Regions from separate parts of the Homo sapiens genome. Here region 1 is linked to region 2. Evidence: chromatin loops called from intact Hi-C (ENCODE). Cell type or tissue: OCI-LY7. All regions are shown on one strand. Links, peaks and the distances in the headings refer to the core of each region. The heading gives the core; the rest is flanking DNA.

The links. Peaks named below come from ENCODE experiments on the same cell type or tissue, not always from the same donor. Only the 100,000 strongest peaks of a DNase experiment are listed, where the experiment ranks them.
Region 1: it touches region 2 in a loop (2.3-fold over the local background); 11 of 110 quality-filtered maps call a loop at or near these places.

What each region holds. Positions count from the first base shown.
Region 1 is chrX:112,676,439-112,686,366 of GRCh38, forward strand. LHFPL1 (LHFPL tetraspan subfamily member 1) reads right to left here and starts at 3,500. Exons shown (of 4, transcript NM_178175.4): 1 at 3,391-3,500. In OCI-LY7, for the core only: no CTCF peak of the experiment used is centred there; DNase peaks (open chromatin) are centred at 3,053, 3,313 and 3,763; H3K4me3 peaks cover 1,850 bases; H3K27ac peaks cover 1,905 bases.
Region 2 is chrX:112,836,483-112,846,410 of GRCh38, forward strand. It overlaps AMOT (angiomotin), which reads right to left and starts at 4,349. Exons shown (of 14, transcript NM_001113490.2): 1 at 3,970-4,349. LOC107985651 (a long non-coding RNA gene) reads left to right here and starts at 5,244. Exons shown (of 3, transcript XR_001755993.2): 1 at 5,244-5,386; 2 at 7,777-7,923. RefSeq lists a silencer at 4,855-5,194. In OCI-LY7, for the core only: no CTCF peak of the experiment used is centred there; DNase peaks (open chromatin) are centred at 4,439 and 5,099; H3K4me3 peaks cover 1,594 bases.

The sequences.
Region 1 (9,928 bases), core at 579-8,578, 160 kb before region 2:
ACATTATCCCTCATTCCTCAGGTTTTTAAATCTGCTAGATGGGCCGCAAGCCTGTTTCCGAGATTGGTTGTATGAGATGCAGTGGATGTTGCCAGAAAGTTGTAATAAATAGGATAAAAATATGAGTTCTGTTCTGAATTTGCTATCCTTACTAAAGCCTAATGTTTGCTCATCTTTAGAGATAATGCTAGCCATTCTAGCACAGCCTCGTGGGTAGAAGTCACCTCAACCTATATGATGCAGGAAACCCACCTAAACCATACATGGCAAATGGTTATCTCCATTACTTTTAAAGAACTCTAGGAAAGGGAAATCTATAATATCTCTTAGTAGCTTAACAACTCTCACCGTCAATAAATAATTTGTTATATGCCTTTATAAACTTTTCTTGTTGCAACCTAAGGCCAGATCCTTTTGTTGGGTCCTCAGAGGTAATGGAGAACAGCTAGCCACCATCTTCCAAATGAGAGCCCTTCATCAACTCAGATTGCTAGCAGGAGACCTTTAGCCTTTTTCCCCATAATGAGCATTCTCCCTCTCCCTGTGGTGTCCAATTGCCAAGCCTTTAATCATTTGTTCTCACTTTTTTCACTTTCTTGTATACCTACTAATGTATGGGCACTTACAATGAAGTATCAATGAAAGTGAAACGTTGCTTTTATATTTCTCTTGGTGGAGAAAAACAAAGCTATTCCTTCCTGTATCACCTCCTCCCCAGTACCCACAGAAAAAGACACAAATCCTTTTGTTTCCACTTGAGCTTGTTGTGCAACTTCTGAGTTAAGGAAAGCACTGCCTTTCCCAGGGTAAGAGGGTACAGGCAAAACAGTAAGCAAATTAAAGACTAGAACATGAAGTGGTAAGAAAGGGAGTCAGTGACTTAACAGCTGCTGAGGGAAACATGCCTGCAAGACTGCTGGTTTAGGACTGGTCTGTGAAGAGCAGCTTTCTTGGCACTGGTGTTGGCAAAGGAACGTGAACAGGCCTTTCTCCTCACGCCCCCAGACAGTGTGCATTGTCTTCCTGCCAATCCTGTTACAAATACATCTTACTCAGAGTTGAGACTTCCCTAGGAAATGAATGAGATATGCAGGCATATGTTTCCAGTGGGTAAATAGAGTCCTGCTCCAGAGAAACGTGTTGGACCGATGTGACTCCTTATATCAAGTTGGGTATATAAGCAGCCTGACCATGCTAGATCTTTCTGTTTCAGACAAAGCTTCAAAAAAAAAAAAAAATACTGCTACTCCCCAAACATTTCTCTCCTCATGTTCTGCTACCTGTCTCCCTCAGGGGTTTCTTCTCCTCTGGCTATCTCCATTATGAGAAGTGCTCTGAGTTCTCCTGTGCCTGAAATCATCTCATGATGTACTCACTCATCTTGGTGACTCTAAGAAGATCTCTCTTTTGACTTGTGTCTTTTATTTCAAATTCCTCAGATTTCATGTTTGCTGAACTTCTTTCTGGGCCTTCTTCTTCCTTCCCTCCTTTTTTAGTTTGGGGTAGAAAGACCAGCAAAACTGTGTTGGGTGAGTTTATGTGTTTATTTGCATCTCTCCATCCAGAGGTGGGAATGCTCACAAGCAGGTAAGGCATTAAAAGGCAGGAAGCCAGAGACTAAGTGGAGAGAAAGGACTAACTGAGCAATTGATAACTTTGAAATGATCAACTCTAAATAAATATATTTGACCATGCAGAGACAAAGAGAGCTCATAAAAAGAACCTCCACATCAGGCCCTGGGCTATTTCCTTTCTCCAGAGTTTGAGACTGGAAAGGTAGGAACTGGAATAACCTCCCCAAATTTCATATGAGCTTCTCTCTCCTTCCCTCTCCCCAAGATGCTGCTCCTTGAGCTCCCCATCTATCCTATGATTTTAAAAGTGAGGTACCAATGAGAGATCTTCATCTCAGTTCTTATTCTGGCTAGACAGGTGCCATCATCTTCAGTGATAAGCTGGTTGGCTACGAGTTCTATCTCACACTCTCAGCTGGTTAGAAACTACCCCTATCAAGATCCCTGGCAAGACATTGTTAAGCCCTAAACCCCAGCCCTGTTATTGTTGCCCATTAGTCTCTCCACTCCATTGTATAAGCTGGGAATAAAATGTCACCACAGCTGACCACTTCTATTGAGTGAATCTGGCCCATATGGGAAGAAGATGGGCTGATTGCTTTTCCAATCACTTCAGAGAAGTTGAGAGGCAGCATGGTATATCAAGAATGTTTGTCTCAACAGAATCACTTTCAATGCTTGTTCAGAATCACTTTCAATGCTTGTTCAAAATGCAGACTATGTCACCCCCTCCTTGATTCACTGAATTCGAATTTATGGGAATTCATATTGTTAAAAATCCTCAATTTATTCTAATGGGAACTAATGATTGAGGAATACTGTTTTAGTGGAAAAGTCACAATTTTGGAATCAGATCAGAGACAGAGTCCTGAGGTCTGCCCCTTACAGGCTATATGCACATAAAAAGATCACTTAAAACCTCTGAGTTTTGGTTTCATTTATAAAATGGAAATGATTAAGCATAAAATTCAAGTGAAACATCTGCACTATACCTAACACCAGAGTAGGTATCAATTCTCTCCCTTTCTACCAGAAAAGACCCTATTCTCTCATAAGTAATGGAAAAGACTTGAAACCACCTAAGATTTAGAACATCTCTCCTTTCCCCTTTCTCTCCCCACAACCACTCCATGGGTGATTTTTCCTCACCCCTAGGCTTCATTCTATTTTCAGTTCCCCACCACAAAATGAAACCACTTGGCCAAGTGTTCTTTGCAAGAATGGATTTATAGTTTAAGTATTTCAGGTTCTTCTGGAAATTGTCATGCCTTGGCACATAGTAGGAACTCATAAATATTTACCAAATGGATGCATTCTTTTATTTCCAGCCTGAGAGGCCTCAATATTTGCATTTCAGTTTAACTTCATTACCCCATTTCCGTCGCATAACCCCTTAGATTTAGGCAAATCCAGGAGATCAACCTACCACATTAGCAAACCGGATCCATTTTTACTTGTATAGACAGGTCATAACAAAATCACTCTCTCCACTCCCAGAAACAGGCACTTCATCTCCTCAGGTTACCAACTCCCCTGGGGAAACCAACTAGCACTTAACCCTTAGGTCCTCAAATCTTGTCAATATGAAATAGGAATCCAGCCCTGATTCATCTTAGCCTCTGTGCAAACAACGGACTATGAAGAAATAAAAAAGCACCAGGCTGCCCTCGGGTAGAAAACGGCTTCTCTGAGCTTTGAGATGAAAGGACAGGAAACCTGAGAAAGGAAGGGGAGAAGGGGGGGCTGAGCAAGGGGAGAGCAAAGCAGTTTCTTATCCAGCTGTTTGAATTGCATTTGGCCCAAGTTGCATATTTACCTTCTGACCACGAAGGCTGACTGACTTGTTCCCTCTCTTCAGGCTCAGATCTCAGAAACAACTTCTCCTTACAGCTTGTTAGACAAGGATGGGAATACTAGCTGCCCTTTGCAGTGATGCCTGAAAACCTTGCTTTACCTTTGGGAGAAAGGGGCGGAGTCCAACCTAATGGGGATTAACTCCAAACACGCTGGAGGCTTCAAACCCAGCCTCAGACATACAGGCACTTGAAATAGAAAGTAGCTTAGTGGGCACAGAGTCCCCAAACCTCCAACCTCACAGCGGACAAAGCAGCTCTGTGTGTGTGTGTGTGTGTGTGCGCGCGCGCGCGCGCGCGCGCGTGTGTGTGTATGTGTGTCCGCGCGAGCGCGCGCGCATGCGCGCAGGCATGCCCGCGCTTGAACTGCGTTATCTTACTTCCTCACTTGCTGCCCAAAAGCCTGCTGAGGAACAGAGATTTTCTCTAATTTTCCTCCAATGCCCTAGATAATCTCTACCATGGTAGGTAGCAGACCCATGTGGCTAGAAGTGACTGAGAGAACACATGCCTAAATAGAATAAGACAGAACAACCTCTTCTCCCCAAACTGATTTCCATTGCCTGATGGGGAAGATGCTCCAGCAGAGCAATCTTTGGCTCCAAGATGTAATGAGCTTACATTTCAGAATTTGTGGAAATCATACATTGAAAGGAATAACTAATATATTTTTATAGTAATAATACAATCAAAAGTCAGTGTTTAATTTATCCCAGTGCACTAATAACTGCTACTCTGCTTGGGAAAAGAGCTGAGTGGTCTGGAGATGAATGGAGCTTTGCCTGATGTTCTACTCCAACCCGATGTCATATTTCCCACCTGTGAATGTCCCTGACACTTCATATTTGGGGAAACTTATTATCTTCTACCTAGTATCATTATTATTATTATTATTTTCGTACATGTCTCTTTTCCCCTCCTAGATGGCCTGTGAATGGGGAACTTTGCTGAACAAATCCAAATGATTTAGAAGGAAGAATGGTTACATTAACAGAGCACACTGGACTGATCCAAAGTATCCATGCTTCTCTGATGGCCCAGTTCCCTCACCAGAATGCTACAAAGGTGATTAGGCCTATTTTCTAGCATGTTGTGGCAATAATTCAAAATATGACCGTAAATTAACATATTAATTGTACCGTGATTATTTAATGAACTTACAAAGTTTCTCCTGCCTTCTGTGTATACCACCTGTGTCCTGCCTTTTATCAGTGATATGATCCTATATTCATGCATGTATTTGTCTATCTAGCAACTTTCCATCAGCAATTTTTACCGTTTTGTTCTACAACACAGTGATAAATCCATTCCCATCTGTAATCATGGCTTACTGAGGCCATCATGTTTCTGGGGGAAGCACAGATGACTCCTTAGGTGGAATGTTAGACTTTTGGCAGTGTAAGCCCCCCAACTAAGTTTTATAACCTCCCAGCTGTCATTCCCTTAAGAACCATTGCTTCAGACATAGGATTATGTAAAAAGAAATGTTAGGCCCTCCTTCATTAAATATAGGTTAATATTAACTGACACGTAGTAACTGTGTGAGATACGGCTGAAAATGTTGACATATAAAAAATAGATGATCCCCACTCTATGCACAGCAGTAAATATTGCCCTTTGCTTAGTGACTACACCTGTCATTTGGGGAACCTATCATTATTTGAAACTCTAAGAAGAATACCATTTTACTTTCCTCTTTTATCCTCTTTTCTCTATAGACACTTAAGTGTATAATAAATAATAATCTAATTTATTGGACAAAATTTTATTTCCTGTTCTTAACAGTTGAACGCTCTCTCAGAAAAAAATTGCTTGCATCTTGTGGCTCTTGATATGTTTTCAATTAAAAATGCTCTTCAGCCTTGCTTTCGTAAGATTATGTGGAAAGGCTTGAGAAAGGAACACTTCTTGTAATGTATTTAGGGGACAGGATGGTGCTAAAATGGGTATTGGAAAGGAAACTAGGGAATACCTAAATCCTGCCTTCAATCAGTCTGGAATAAGAGATTCTGCAAGGGTAAGATATGGGTAACAGGTGATTCTGATATATACCCCCATCCCCATCCTTCATTTGCCAAACACTGTTGTATACAATAGCATTTCCCAAATGAGATGAACACCCCCACAGCATTTTGCAGTCTAGACAAGGGGTCAGCAAGCCGGAGACTGTGCATGCCAAATCCAGTAGGCTGTCTGTTTTTGTAAAGTTTTATTGGCACACTCCCACTGTTTATTCACTTATGTATCATCTATGGCTGCTTTCATGCTACACTTGCAGAGTTGAGTAGTTGTGACAGAGATCTTATGGTCCACAAAGCCTAAAAATATTTACTAAGTGACTCTTTACGGAGAAAAGATGTTGACCCCTGGTTAAACACACATCAGTATATTATAGTAGAGACATTGTGTTGATTACGAGGAGAAAGAGGTTGGAAAGGAAGGGAAAATTGTGAAATAAAAATAAATGCTGCTTGCTGTCAGCTTTGTTAAGGTGCCAGTTAACCCACACTAGTTAAAATCTATTCCCTGTGAGTTAGCAACACACAGGAATTCAGCTAAGCCAAACATTTGGTAGTTTTATGAAAATATATTTTTCTGTTAATTATCCTTTGAACCTCTGTTGATGTTGTTTTCCAACATATTTTAAGTTATTTTTTCCTCTTTTGTCAGAGCGTCTTCTTCTCTTATTAGTATGTTCTGTTCTAGTCTTCCAAGACAGAAGCATTTATTTTGTAAAAAAAATCATTTCTAGAATCCCATTGCCCTTGAACTTCGGGAAATTTGTATATATGTGTTTGCAAATTTAAAACCATGTGAACTCCATGACCTGTCACCAATACAGATTGGATATGGAAGGTACTCCTTGCCTAAACTATAGTTTCAGTTATAGATTGAAAACCTAGAGATGAAACTTATATTTCTTTAGTATATAAAAATGAGAACCAATAACTCTTTTGTTGAGTTTCCTTTTTGACCTCGAAGGATGAACTGATAGTGTTAAGCAGTGATGTGGTGTGTTGGTAAACATTTAGTAACTGGCTTCAGGAGGTGGGAGGTGGAGGGCTGCAAAAGAGCCCTGATTTGTGGCATCTGCTGATTGCCATAGTATAAATACTCCCATCACAGCCAATTTCAAGCTACCAGCTTGACATCAGTAAAAGTAGAATTGGGAAGAGATACACACAATCGATTCTTAGAAGCTGCTACAAGCCAGCTTCAGCATACCACTGGAACTCGGATTCAAGAAGTTACTTCTATCTTGGTCTGTGTAGATTTATAAGCTACACACAATATTAACAAAAATGGGATTGCTGTTATAGTTGTTTCATATGTTACACATAGGCTTCTCTCCACTACACAATATGTTTCAAAATATATTTTAAAATGCATTTCAAAAATATTTTGCTGCACCAACTTTTAAGCTTTTGCAGTGCAATTTGTGTATTATTCAGAAGTAAACCAAAAATAAATTTGCTCATGGATCTTGCTGCCTGCTTTAACAGCTTTTGAGGGAGGATTTTTATTATATTTATAGTAGATGAAAATAAAACAGATTGCAAATCCTTTTTTTAACTAAAATCATGTACCAAATTTTGGGTCCAAATTGAATAGGGTAAGTTAAACTAAATTGCATTATATTCACACTACTATGAGTATCTTTCTGTAAGCATATTTATGTTTAAGTAAACTTTAAAAAAACAGATTTAGGAAGATAGAGAGTAGATTGATGATTACCAGAGGCCTCGGAAACCAGCGGGGAAGGAGGATGAGTACAGGTTGGCCAATGGGTATAAATATACAGTTAGAATAAGACCTAGTGTGTGATAGATCAGTATGGTGACTATAGTTAACATTAATCTATTGTACACTTCCAAATAGCTAGCAGAGAATAATTCAAATGTTCCTAAGATAAAGAAAAGAGAATTATTTAAGGCAATAGATGTTCCAATTACCCTGATTTAATCTTTACACATTATATGAATGTATCAAATTATCATTTGTGCTCTGAAAATATGTACATGTATTATGTACCAATACAAACAGATTTAGTGGCCAGGCGCGGTAGCTCATGCTTGTAATTCCAGCACTTGGGGAGGCCGAGGCAGGTGGATCACTTGAGGTCAGGAGTTTGAGACTAGTTTAGCCAACATGTTGAAACCCCATCTCTACTAAAAGTACAAAAATTGGCTGGGCATGCTGGTGGGCACCTGCAATCCCAGCTACTCGGGAGGCTGAGGAAGGAGAATCATTTGAACCTGGGAGGTGGAGGTTGCAGTGAGCCGAGATCACATCACTGCACTCCAGCCTGGGCGACAGAGTGAGATTCCATCTCAAAATAAATAATTAAATAAATGAAAACAGATTTAGTGAAAATTTCCATCAAGATGTTAATACAAAACTCTTTTTTTATTATTATACTTTAAGTTCTAGGGTACATGTGCACAATGTGCAGGTTTGTTACATATGTATACATGTGCCATGTTGGTGTGCTGCACCCATTAACTCTTCATTTACATTAGGTATATCTCCTAATGCTATCCCTCCTCCCTCCCCGTAGCCCACAAGAGACCCTGGTCTGTGATGTTCCCCACCCTGTGTCCAAGTGTTCTCATTGTTCAATTCCCACCTATGAGTGAGAACATGCGGTGTTTGGTTTTTTGTCCTTGCGATAGTTTGCTCAGAATCATGGTTTCCAGCTTCATCCATGTCCCTACAAAGGACATGAACTCATCATTTTTTATGGCTGCATAGTATTCCATGGTGTATATGTGCCACATTTTCTTAATCCAGTCTATCATTGTTAGACATTTGGGTTGGTTCCAAGTCTTTGCTATTGTGAATAGTGCTGCAATAAACATAACGTGTGCATGTGTCTTTATAGCAGCATGATTTATAATCCTTTGGGTATATGCCCAGTGATGGGATGGCTGGGTCAAATGGTATTTCTCGTTCTAGATCCTTGAGGAATCACCACACTGTCTTCCACAATGGTTGAACTAGTTTACAGTCCCACCAACAGTGTAAAAGTGTTCCTGTTTCTCCACATCCTCTCCAGCACCTGTTGTTTCCTGAGTTTTTAATGATCGCCATTCTAACTGGTGTGAGATGGTATCTCATTGTGGTTTTGATTTGCATTTCTCTGATGGCCAGTGATGATGAGCATTTTTTCATGCATCTGTTGGCTGCATAAATGTCTTCTTTTGAGAAGTGTCTGTTCATATCCTTTGCCCACTTTTTGATGGGGTTGCTTGATTTTGCTTGTAAATTTGTTTAAGTTCTTTGTAGCTTCTGATATTAGCCCTTTGTCAGATGGGTAAATTGCAAACATTTTCTCCCATTCTGTAGGTTGCCTGTTCACTCTGATGGTAGTTTCTTTTGCTGTACAGAAGCTCTTTAGTTTAATTAGATCCCATTTGTCAATTTTGGCTTTTGTTGCCATTGCTTTTGGTGTTTCAGTCATGAAGTCCTTGCCCATGCCTATGTCCTGAATGGTATTGCCTAGGTTTTCTTCCAGGGTTTTTATGGTTTTAGGTCTAACAAGTAAGTCTTTAATCCATCTTGAATTAATTTTTGTGTAAGATGTAAGGAAGGGATCCAGTTTCAGCTTTCTACATATGGCTAGCCAGTTTTCCCAGCACCATTTATTAAATAGGGAATCCTTTCCCCATTTCTTGTTTTTGTCAGGTTTGTCAAAGATCAGATGGTTGTAGATGTGTGGTATTATTTCTGGGGGCTCTATTCTGTTCCATTGGTCTATATCTCTGTTTTGGTAAAAGTTCCATGCTGTTTTGGTTACTGTAGCCTTGTAGTATAGTTTGAAGTCAGGTAGTGTGATGCTTCCAGCTTTGTTCTTTTGGCTTAGGATTGTCTTGGCAATGCAGGCTCTTTTTTGGTTCCATATGAACTTTAAAGTAGTTTTTTCCAATTCTGTGAGGAAAGTCATTGGTAGCTTGATGGGGATGGCATTGAATCTATAAATTACCTTGGGCAGTATGGCCATTTTCACATTGTTCATTCTTCCTATCCATGAGCATGGAATGTTCTTCCATTTGTTTGTGTCATCTTTTATTTCGTTGAGCAGTGGTTTGTAGTTCTCCTTGAAGAGGTCCTTCACATCCCTTGTAAGTTGGATTCCTAGGTATTGTATTCTGTTTGAAGCAATTGTGAATGGGAGTTCACTCATGATTTGGCTCTCTGTTTGTCTGTTATTGGTGTATAGGAATGCTTGTGATTTTTGTACATTGATTTTGTATCCTGAGACTTTGCTGAAGTTGCTTATCAGCTTAAGGAGACTTTGGGCTGAGACGATGGGGTTTTTTAAATATACAGTCATGTCATCTGCAAACAGGGACAATTTGACTTCCTGTTTTCCTAATTGGATACCCTTTATTTCTTTCTCCTGCCTGATTGCCCTAGCCAGAACTTTCAACACTATGCTGAATAGGAGTGGTGAGAGAGGGCACCCCTGTCTTGTGCCAGTTTTCAAAGGGAATGCTTCCA
Region 2 (9,928 bases), core at 681-8,680:
CAAAGTTAAGTCTTGGGTGGGCTCTTATTGAAAAGCAACATTGTATATATCTGTGGCTCCAATTATCTAAAACTCATGTTAGTACAGGAACCAGGACTTGAAAGGAACTAGAAAAAATGAAAGCAGGTGATCTCTTAGGATGATGGAATTCTTGAAGTTTTGGACAGAGTCTTAGCTTCTTAATTTTGGGTTGTTAAAATGTAAAACATAATGCATCTATATTCATATATCCTTACAGGATCTTTTTTTCTTTAACATGATGACTAGATGATTGAATTTCTAACAACTGTTGCACTTCATTCTAGTAGCAATCATTCACATTCATACTAGATATTGAGGCCTAGAAAGAAAACCATAAACGTATAAGAACTGGCTCTCAAAATTACCCTGTCCAAACCCATAATTTACAGTGGAAAAAAAAAAACTTAACAGAGGTAGTAAACCGAGTTACAGTTGGGCCTAGAGCCCAGGTCCTTCTCACCAATAGGCTCACTAGGAAATCTTATTGCAGATTCTTAGGTTAAAGTGGCATCAGTCGCCATTATTTACTAGAAATAACTTTCTGGATCCCTGGGTTAGTCAAATACAGTAGCTGGAAATAAAACATTTTACCTATATGGGGTGGATAGTCTCATCCTTAGAATTGTTCAAAATCTATAAAGTCTGATTTATTTTCAAAAAGTAATACTAGCTTTCTTCTGCAAGCAGTTGTAGGCCAGAGCTAACGTGGCCAGCATTATTACAAGCCAGAATGATTTAGACAATTAACTAACTCCATTCCATATAACAAAAAGATTTCAAAGGCCAAATAATGGCCTCACTTAATTTAAGCGATAATCATTACAAATTCTTATGTATTCCTTTATGCAATAAATATGCTTCCGAGAAGGCCCAGTTAGAGTGAATTTTTATATATCAAGTCATAGTTTAAAGGCACTAACTAGGAAAGCTAGTACTTACAAAGAAAACCTGTTGTGGATTCTTTTATAAAGCAAATGACCTCCTATTTTCTTTCTTTCTTTTTCTTTTTCTTTTTTTTTGTTCAGATTGTGTGTGTTGTGTGTGGAAGGGGCGACTTCCCTCCTTTCTCTGGGTTAAAAGGGGTCAGAAGCCCACCATGGAGGAGAGTAATGCAGTATGGCCAGCCTGTTTAATACCCCCTTAGTTCCTGGGACAAAATTCTAACCTTTGACTTGGGGGTGGAACCCTAGAATTTGGACCAAAGTCCACAAAAGGCAGCAAGGAGGGAAAAGTAAGTAAGACTAAAGACAACACATCATAGTAAAACACCAACAAAAATTCCTGGGGACAGGAAATCAATGGATCACAATTCTAAACAAATTGGTTTAGTCCCCAGCTAATTAACTTGTCAAGCAGATCACTAAACCTACTGAATCCATGGGAGAAAGAGATGATGTAATAGGAGATTTGGAAACATTTACCCATTTACCATCCTAAAAGGCTCCAGTACGACCACACACACCTCTCCCCACCCCTTTCAGTGTTTAAGCTGGGCTTAATGGGTGCAAAGGACAATTTCTACCAGACAGTCCCCAAGAATAGACTGTTCTCATGCATTCCAAATGCTCAGTCTCCATGGAGGAGGCTACCTGGTCACAAGCATTTCCCAAGAGGGAATATATCCTCTATTCCTCCTCATTGGTAACAACTCCCCCACTCCACCCCCACGCCCCAAACAAAACAAAACAACTTCTAACCATCCTGAGAACTTCAGGGGACTTTTCTGGGGTAAAGGAAAAGAAGCGTTAAGAGGGGAACAGGAAAGTGTGAGAAACCCCTCTTGTCTCCAAATGGAAAAAAAGGCCTTAAAAAGCTGGATCAAAGGAAGAAAGGGGGATGGGGAAGAAGGGCCGCTTAATTACAAAGACACCCTTTTAAAGAAGGCGCAGGCCCTGGGAGAGGGCTCTTGGGAGAGGCACAGAAGCAGATGTACCCACTTAGAATTCTGGCACTCAATGGGACCTCAAGGTCATAGTATCCATCCCCCTGCCTTCTGATTAGGCTATTCTTAAAGCATTCTAGAGTCTGATGCAGTCTTTACAAAACCTCAGAAAGAAAAAGCAACTCTACAAATGTCCTTGTTGGGAATTAGTCTAATAAATCAAACTTCATAAACCAGAAATGAAATTTTAATTTCCAAATCCAAAACTGCATTGACTATGAATTATTAAAATTCCCTTTCTAAAATCTTTTAAATAGGTAAACAGATCCACAAATTTCATGTAAAAGTGACTCCACATACAATTGTGGTCAGAGGTTTACTTCACATCTAGACTGTGAAGGTAGAAAAAGCACTTACAATTTTACAAAGCCACGAACTTTTCCAAGGAAAGAAGTAATTTAAAATGAAGTATGATGTAGTGCCAGAAAGTGTCTGTCAATGACGCCGGATAAACCCATACAGAATAGTTGGAACCTTAGTTATCATCTGTAAATAGAGGCAACTACTCTACAACCACCTGGCTGTTAAAATGTCCCAGGCCAGTTATAAAATGTAGTTTGGTCAGGCCAGCTTTTCCCTCCCAGCTGATCTGAAACAGGATAGCCTTTAAAATTGTCGCCCTTCTCTACCTTCCTACTTTCCTTTCACTCATTAAAATCAACCAAAGTTATTTTAAAATGTATGTTAATAATGTGTTCCCAAATAAGCAATGGGTTAAGGACATCTCAGTAATAAGTCTTTGAACACCATCACTTACAGGCTTGACGCACTTGTCCAATTGAAGATAGGTGGGAGATGGATGAAAATGTATACCACATCCAAAATGGCATTTCAAACTATTCTTAGCTACTAAATGAGGGTGCTGAAAGGTCTAACTGAGAAGGCTTCACAAAGGCTGGCCTGAGAAAGAACTTTTCACAAAGCCTAGCTCAAGGAGACTTAAATATCCTTAGCCCTTCATCATTGAAGATTATGGTGACTAATTATCTTCTTCTCTGAATGGGAGAAGAGGGTTATATTCATAAAAGTTTTAAACTGCCTCCCAACGTCCACTCTTCATGGCGGGGAGGGAGGAGAACTTCATGCACTAAACATCCCAGGTTGTTGAAAAGTTCGTTCTAAAACATACACTAGAGATTGAAAATGCTGTTTCTCACCAACTTTCTCTTTCCTTGCTCATTTAATTCTACTTAGTCCCTTTATGCAAATTATTATATTATTATTAGTGGCAATCTACCAGGAACTGCTCACAGTCTATTAAAGACTGTTATTTTCCCTCCCCCTTTTCTTTCTCTTCATTTTCACAAACCCATGAAGCCCATCTTACTGTTGAAGCACCAATGTGCAGTGGCCCAGGCTTGGACCCTCAAGACACCCTCAAGATCCCCCAAAACTATTTACTAACATCTTTGGATCTTCTAAAGCAGATAGGGGCAACTCCCTCCTCACCACCACTATCACTACCACCACAAGCACTACCACCACCACCACACATCTCAAAGAGTAGCCTTGTTTTAGATTACACAGACTTTAAAACTTCAAGAATTCACGGTCCTACCCCTCCTGCTCCCGCCTCAGGGAGTGTGAGTCCCCACCCCAAGCCTAAGCACTTAGCAGAAACCTATCTAGTTATCTGAGATAAGCACTGACATGCATGCTGGGCTAAATGTAGATTTCAGCTTCCCTCGGGTCTTTAGCTCCTCAATGTGATTAATTACCTAGAGACCCACAAGAACCCCAGGAGGTAAAGAAGTAAAAGTACCATCTAGTAGTGGTACCCACTAGCATCTCCTCACCGAAGTAGGACGGGAAAGCAGCGCACACTCTAACCGATTTAACTTGCTGCACATCCAAAAAAACTCATGGCGAGCTGCAAAGAAAGTAGAACACACGGGCATTCCCACACGCGCCTAGATCGATTCACTCACGCCGAGGGCACGACCAAGTTCATGCCACCATGGATTCCTGCCCCAGTTCCCCGCGAAAAGTAACCACGCGTCTCCTACCCCTGAAGGCAAAGAAGACAAGGTGACGACTCTCTGCTCGCTCAAGTGGCTTCGGTCCCGGGCCAGCGGCCAGGGATGGGCAGGGGGGAAGCCCCAACTCCCGGCTGCTCCCCTCCTCGCTGCTCCGTCCGGGCTCTCCTTGGTGGCAGCGGACAGGCAGGATACCGGGCCAGAGGGTGGAGCAGCGGATAGCCGGAGGCGAGACTGACTGGAGGTGGTGGTAGTTGAGGGGGAGGCGGAGAGAACTAAGAGAAGAGGAGGCGAAAGAGAGCGGAGATGGAGGAGTAATTCAGGGGGTCTACCAGTTTAGGCAGCCAGAAAGCTCCTCGGAAGGAAGGGGCGTGACTGCCAAGGCAGCTCCTGGGCAAAGGATGGGAGGTAGGGGAGGGGGACGAACGGGTGGCTTTTCTTCTTGCGGTGAGCGGCTAGGACCGCCCCGGAGCAGGGCGGCGGGAGGGGTGGACGAGGGAGGAAGGCGGAGTAGAGGGCGGGGAAAGAAGGGCGGGAGCCTGCCTGGACCCTGGAAGTGAGGAGTGAGGGGAGCGCGGAAGAGAGGCGGGGCCGGGGGGCGTGGAAGTTTCAAACAATTGAACCGCGGGGTCCGGGAGCTCGGGCGAAAGCAAGGGACCCTCGCTCTCGCCTTCCCACTAGAGGGGCACGACTCGGTTGCCGTAGCCGTGAGAGTCTGCGCGGGGACTGGCTGGGAAGAAGGAAAGGGTTTTGCAAAAGACTACAATAATAATCTGCGGCAACAGCGCGGCATAGACGCGTGGGAGAGCCAGTGCAGCTCCCCGCCCCACTGCGGGAGGAAGAAAAACAAATAATAGAAATGCTGAAAAGCAGCTTCCACCAAAGCCTGCTTAAAATAATGCAGGAAGGAGAAGCGCTCCTTCGTTTTCCTTCCCCTCTTGCTTCCTATTACCAGCAGGCCCCCACCCAGGTCACAGCTCTGCGAGACACCCTCCTTTCTTCCTCCGCTCCCCCGCCCCGGGCGCTTGCCCCCCTCCCGTTGGCGGGCCGCAGAAGCTGAGGGGCGAGGGAGGAGGGGTCGCGGGCGGCGCTCCGCGGAGGCTCCGCCCCTGGGCGGGCTGGGAGCGCCGGCCTGGGCGGAGCGCGTCCCTGAAGCGTAAGTCCCGCCCACCATTCTTTTGCAGCTACCGGTTGGCCCAGCCTGGCCTAGTATACGCTTGCGATTGGGCCCTGGAGTCGCCAGTCTGATCCCTTTGTCCCACCCGCCCTCAAAATTAATAAAACTAAACAAGAGGCTATTGTGTAGTTCTATGTTCTACCCCAGCTACTGCTGGCAAGAGAAAGATGAGACGCTTTATTTCTCAGTCTCATAAAAGAGTGCAACAGTGTGTCGGCCGACTCTGGTACGCCTTTATGTTTATGGCACTGTCCAGCTTTCTGCGAATAGGTAACTTTTCTTCCCCCTTAGTTTATTAAATCAGGAGGGGGGAAAGTACATGAAGTGTCATTGTGGTGTTCTGCTGACTGTGAAAAAAGCTGACATTGGTTAAAAACGAGAGGGTTGAGAACAGCATCCTGGGACACGGAAAATCTACCATTTTACATCTAGAAAAACGAAGGCACAAAGAAACAGTGTCAGGGTAGCAAAATAACATGGAATTTGGAACCAAAGGAAGAATTCATTTGGGGCCCTGGCACTTACTAGCTAATTGTATGACTTCTGTTAAGTGGCTTAACTTCTCAGCCTTAATTTTTCTACCTGTAAGTAAATGCTGTAAGACATGCCCTATTAACTTAAAGGCACTGGTATGAAAATAAAATGTGTGTGAAAACTATAAAGCACTCCACACATGTATGTGTTCCTACTTGTGTGTGAAACATAATGGAGAGTCTTAGATGTGTTAGAGGATCAATATTTTGCTCATCTGTTTTAAGCATTTACATCCAAGGTCGTGTAGGTTTTGTGGCTTTATTTTAAAAAGTCAACTCTTTTCCTACAATTTTGGGGGTGGATATGAAGTTGACTCCCTGCAGTTAGAATAATAAATTACCCCTTTTCTAAGCAGGGTGGGTGAGATTTCTTTTTTAAAGTTCTACAATTTCATGACAACTTAAAGCTATTGTGGTTCTGGTACTGAAAGAGGAAATCATGCTGTGTATCTCCGAAGTGAACTTAAGAAAACAAATATGAAGGAACATTTACCATGGAAACCACCATTCTCTACAGATCCATATTTCCTAGAAAACATTTCAAGTAGGAAGCAAGCCTAAATGTAAACGCCTTGACAGCGCAAGGCCATTATAATGGCTCATGCCAATGAAAGAGTGACATCCAATTCAAGCCTGCCTAATGGGAGCCATCTGGGGGGCCATGGATCAAGGCATGCAAGAGGAAGTGTGCTTAAAGGAAACACTATCACACAGTAAACAGGGGCTCAGAATCCAACTCTGCAGGAAAAGTAGTGGACTATTGCATGTCATGGAGTGTGCAGCATGCTCTGCTAGGAGCTGTGGAAAGATTCAGAAGCAGGAGTGTGCACAAAATGATTCTCGTTATGATTCTGTTTATGTATGAAGTGAGGTTATTTGGGTGATTTTTCATGGAGAAAGTGAGTTTTTGAATGTTCAAAATATGGAGACACCTGGTTTGTGAAGCAAGGAAAGGTTATTTCAGCCTTGTTATTTGGAGTGGACAGGAGAGCTAGATGTGGGGGGGCGGGTATATGCTGCAGGACTACTACCAATCACAGAGGCAAAAGGATATTTGTTAAAATCAATGCTGTCCAAGTGAAAAAAGTTAAACATGCACATGGAAGAATTCAGATAAAACGGTACTGGGCTGGGCACGGTGGCTCACACCTGTAATCCCAGCACTTTGGGAGGCTGAGGCGGGTGGATCACTTGAGATCAGGTGTTCAAGACCAGCCTGATCAATATGGTGAAACCCCTTCTCTACTAAAAATACAAAAATTAGCTGCACGTGGTGGCATGCGCCTGTAGTAGCAGGTACTCGGGAGGCTGAGACAGGATAATTACTTGAACCTGGGAGGCGGAGGTTGCAGTGAGCTGAGATCAGCCACTGAGCTCCAGCTACTCGGGAGGCTGAGACAGGATAATTACTTGAACCTGGGAGGCGGAGGTTGCAGTGAGCTGAGATCGGCCACTGCGCTCCAGCCTGGGTGACAGAGCGAGACTCCGTCAAAAAAAAACCAAAAAACACCAAACAAAAAGGTACTGAAAGACTACAGTGAAAAGTTCTTCTCCACCACTCTGCTCCCATAGTCCCATTCTCTTTATGACTGTATGTCATCTTCCAAATAGATTATTTGCATATTCAAGCATGAGTGCATATTCCCTTTTTGTTCCTTACAAGTGGGATCATTAATCAAGGCACACCTTGCATTTGTTTACTCAACAATGTATTTGAAATATTCTTCCATCTCAGGATAACTATGTTTACCTTATTTATTTTATTATAACTCAATATTCTATTGCATAGCTGTGCCAAAATTCCTTTACTCATCCCCTTATTAAATGGGGATTTGGGAGACAGACACGGTGGTGGCACACGCCTATAGTTCCAACTACTAGGGAGGTTGAGGGAGGAGAATCCCTTGAGGCCAGGAGTTCAAGGTCAGCCTGGTCAACATAGCAAGACTCTATCTCTAAAAAAAATGGAAGCAAATTTGGGCTATTTCCCATCTTTTGCTACTACGGAAGATGCTATTTAAAAAAATCCTGGTAACAAAGGCCTGGTGGCTCATTTGTAGTATGCCTGCCCCTAGCCTTGAAGTTGCCTTCAAAACACTTTTCTAACATGCTTTCCTTTCCCCACAGCGACTTATACTGTGGAGCAATGGAATTGGAGCAATGGAAACCTCTAAAACACTTAATTCGTTTAACATCCGCTCCTCAAACCCTGCTTGGGCATTACTCTTCTCCAAATTTTGATGGAGTAGAGTTAGCAGAACTCTGAACTTAATGGTGAGTCAGGCTGTGTGTGAGTCATTTCTTAACCTGTGGCAAACAGCTTTTTGGTACTTCTGTTTAACCCAGGTCTTCCAAGCCTTCTATCCTGCCATGCAAGACTTCTTTGTTTTCACCCTGAAAACCTTTCAGTTTGTTTAAACCGAGTTTGGATTTAAAGCTGTGCATTGCCTGCACTACTTAAAAGAGAGGGGGAGGGGGAGGCCAACATCAACAAACATCGATTGAGCCGCTATTATAGACAAGACTGAAAAAACAAAGAGGCATGAGACTTAGCTCCTGCCTTCAAGGATATAAACATAAAAAGACAACTAACAAGCATGTGCTAAGTGCCAAATGAATGGTATTGACAGTAAAAGCTGTGGAAGTTAAGAGCAGAGAGTGAAAACTAGTTCCAGAGAGTTAGTTTATACAGCACACTGTGCCACACACATTTAACTAATCCCCACAGCATCCCTGTGTCTTCATATCCTGACTATAAAGTATAGAAAGCCCTCTGGGGGAGACCAGGAGAATTAACCACTAGCTGTAAAACACCTGTGTAAAGACACTGGGTTGCCTAGATACTACACATTAAAAACCTCCATATAACGATATGGAAAAAAGGAGGATCATTTTAAGCTCAGAAGTCAAGATTCCACATCCCAAACTACCTGTCCTATTTGGCCTTTATTTTTTTTTCTTAAAATACACCTTTATTGCACAATAAAAATCAATATCTGTGCTGTACAAAATAAAATCCATTAAAAAAATCAAATGTCTACCTTGAAAACATTACACAAAATGAAATAAGCCAGATACAAAAGGACAAATATTGTATGATTCCACTTACATGAGGGATCTAGAATGGATAAATTCATAGAGATAGAAAGTAGAGTAGTGGTGATCAGGGGCTGGAGGAAGAGGGAGTGGGAAGTTAGTGTTTAATAGTACAATTTCTGTTTGGGATGATGAAAAGGTTTGGAACTAGATAATGGTGATAGTTGTATAATATTTTGAATGTACTTAAAGCCACTGAATTGTACACTTAAAAATTGTTAAAATGGTAAATTTTGTTACGTATCTCTTACCACACACACACACACACACACAAACACACATGCACACACACAAAAGCTAATAACCCTTAGGCTTAGTGTCAGGAGACAATGCCAGTGATAGGGGTTGCAAGAAGGCAGAACCCATGTGAAAGGGGCAGCCTGATCACCACTACAGGGAAATGCAGGCCAATGTGACCACAGCTTCTGATTTTTCAAGAGAAACCAGAAGTCAAATGTTTTTAATATAAAATCTCCAGTGTTTCATGTTGCCAACTAATAAATGTCTTAATTAAAAAATCTTCCCTTTGTGTGCAATATTTTTGTCCAACGTACAGGAAAAGTAGGAAGGAGTGTATAGCTTATGGTCTATTCCCAATCCCTGGCCAGATTCTTCTTGAAGGAAAGATGATAAAACCATAGTGCTTTGCATTGAATGGCATTCTCCCCCACTTACCAAGTGAACCAGGAATATGGAATGTGCACATCTTCCTCTAGTTGCCTAGTGAACAACTAAATGATTTAAATGCATTTATGAACAAAAGCAGAGGCAAGCACGTATACGAGAAAAAATAAATCTTAAAGATTTATGTCTCTATACATAACTGTCCCCCTTAATTCCTCCAAAGACAAACGTTGAGAAACAGCCTTCTCCAGGACACCTCCAAAAGTCAGCCTCCTATTTATTCATAAGGACACACTAGCCCTGTACATGCAGAAGCCAGCTGATCAGAAAATAGCAGGTTTATCTGAACAGGAAAGGAACAAAGGGACACATATGCAATACACGACTTCAGTTAAATGCTCTTCCTTCTGGATTCCCTCCCTCCCCCCTTCCACCCTTCCCAACCACACACACACACACACACACAGCATGCACACACAGTCCAGACACAGGAAGTTTGAAGCCCGATCCATGTGTGGAAAACAGCAATGTGGGAATTCAGGAAACAACACCAGAACTG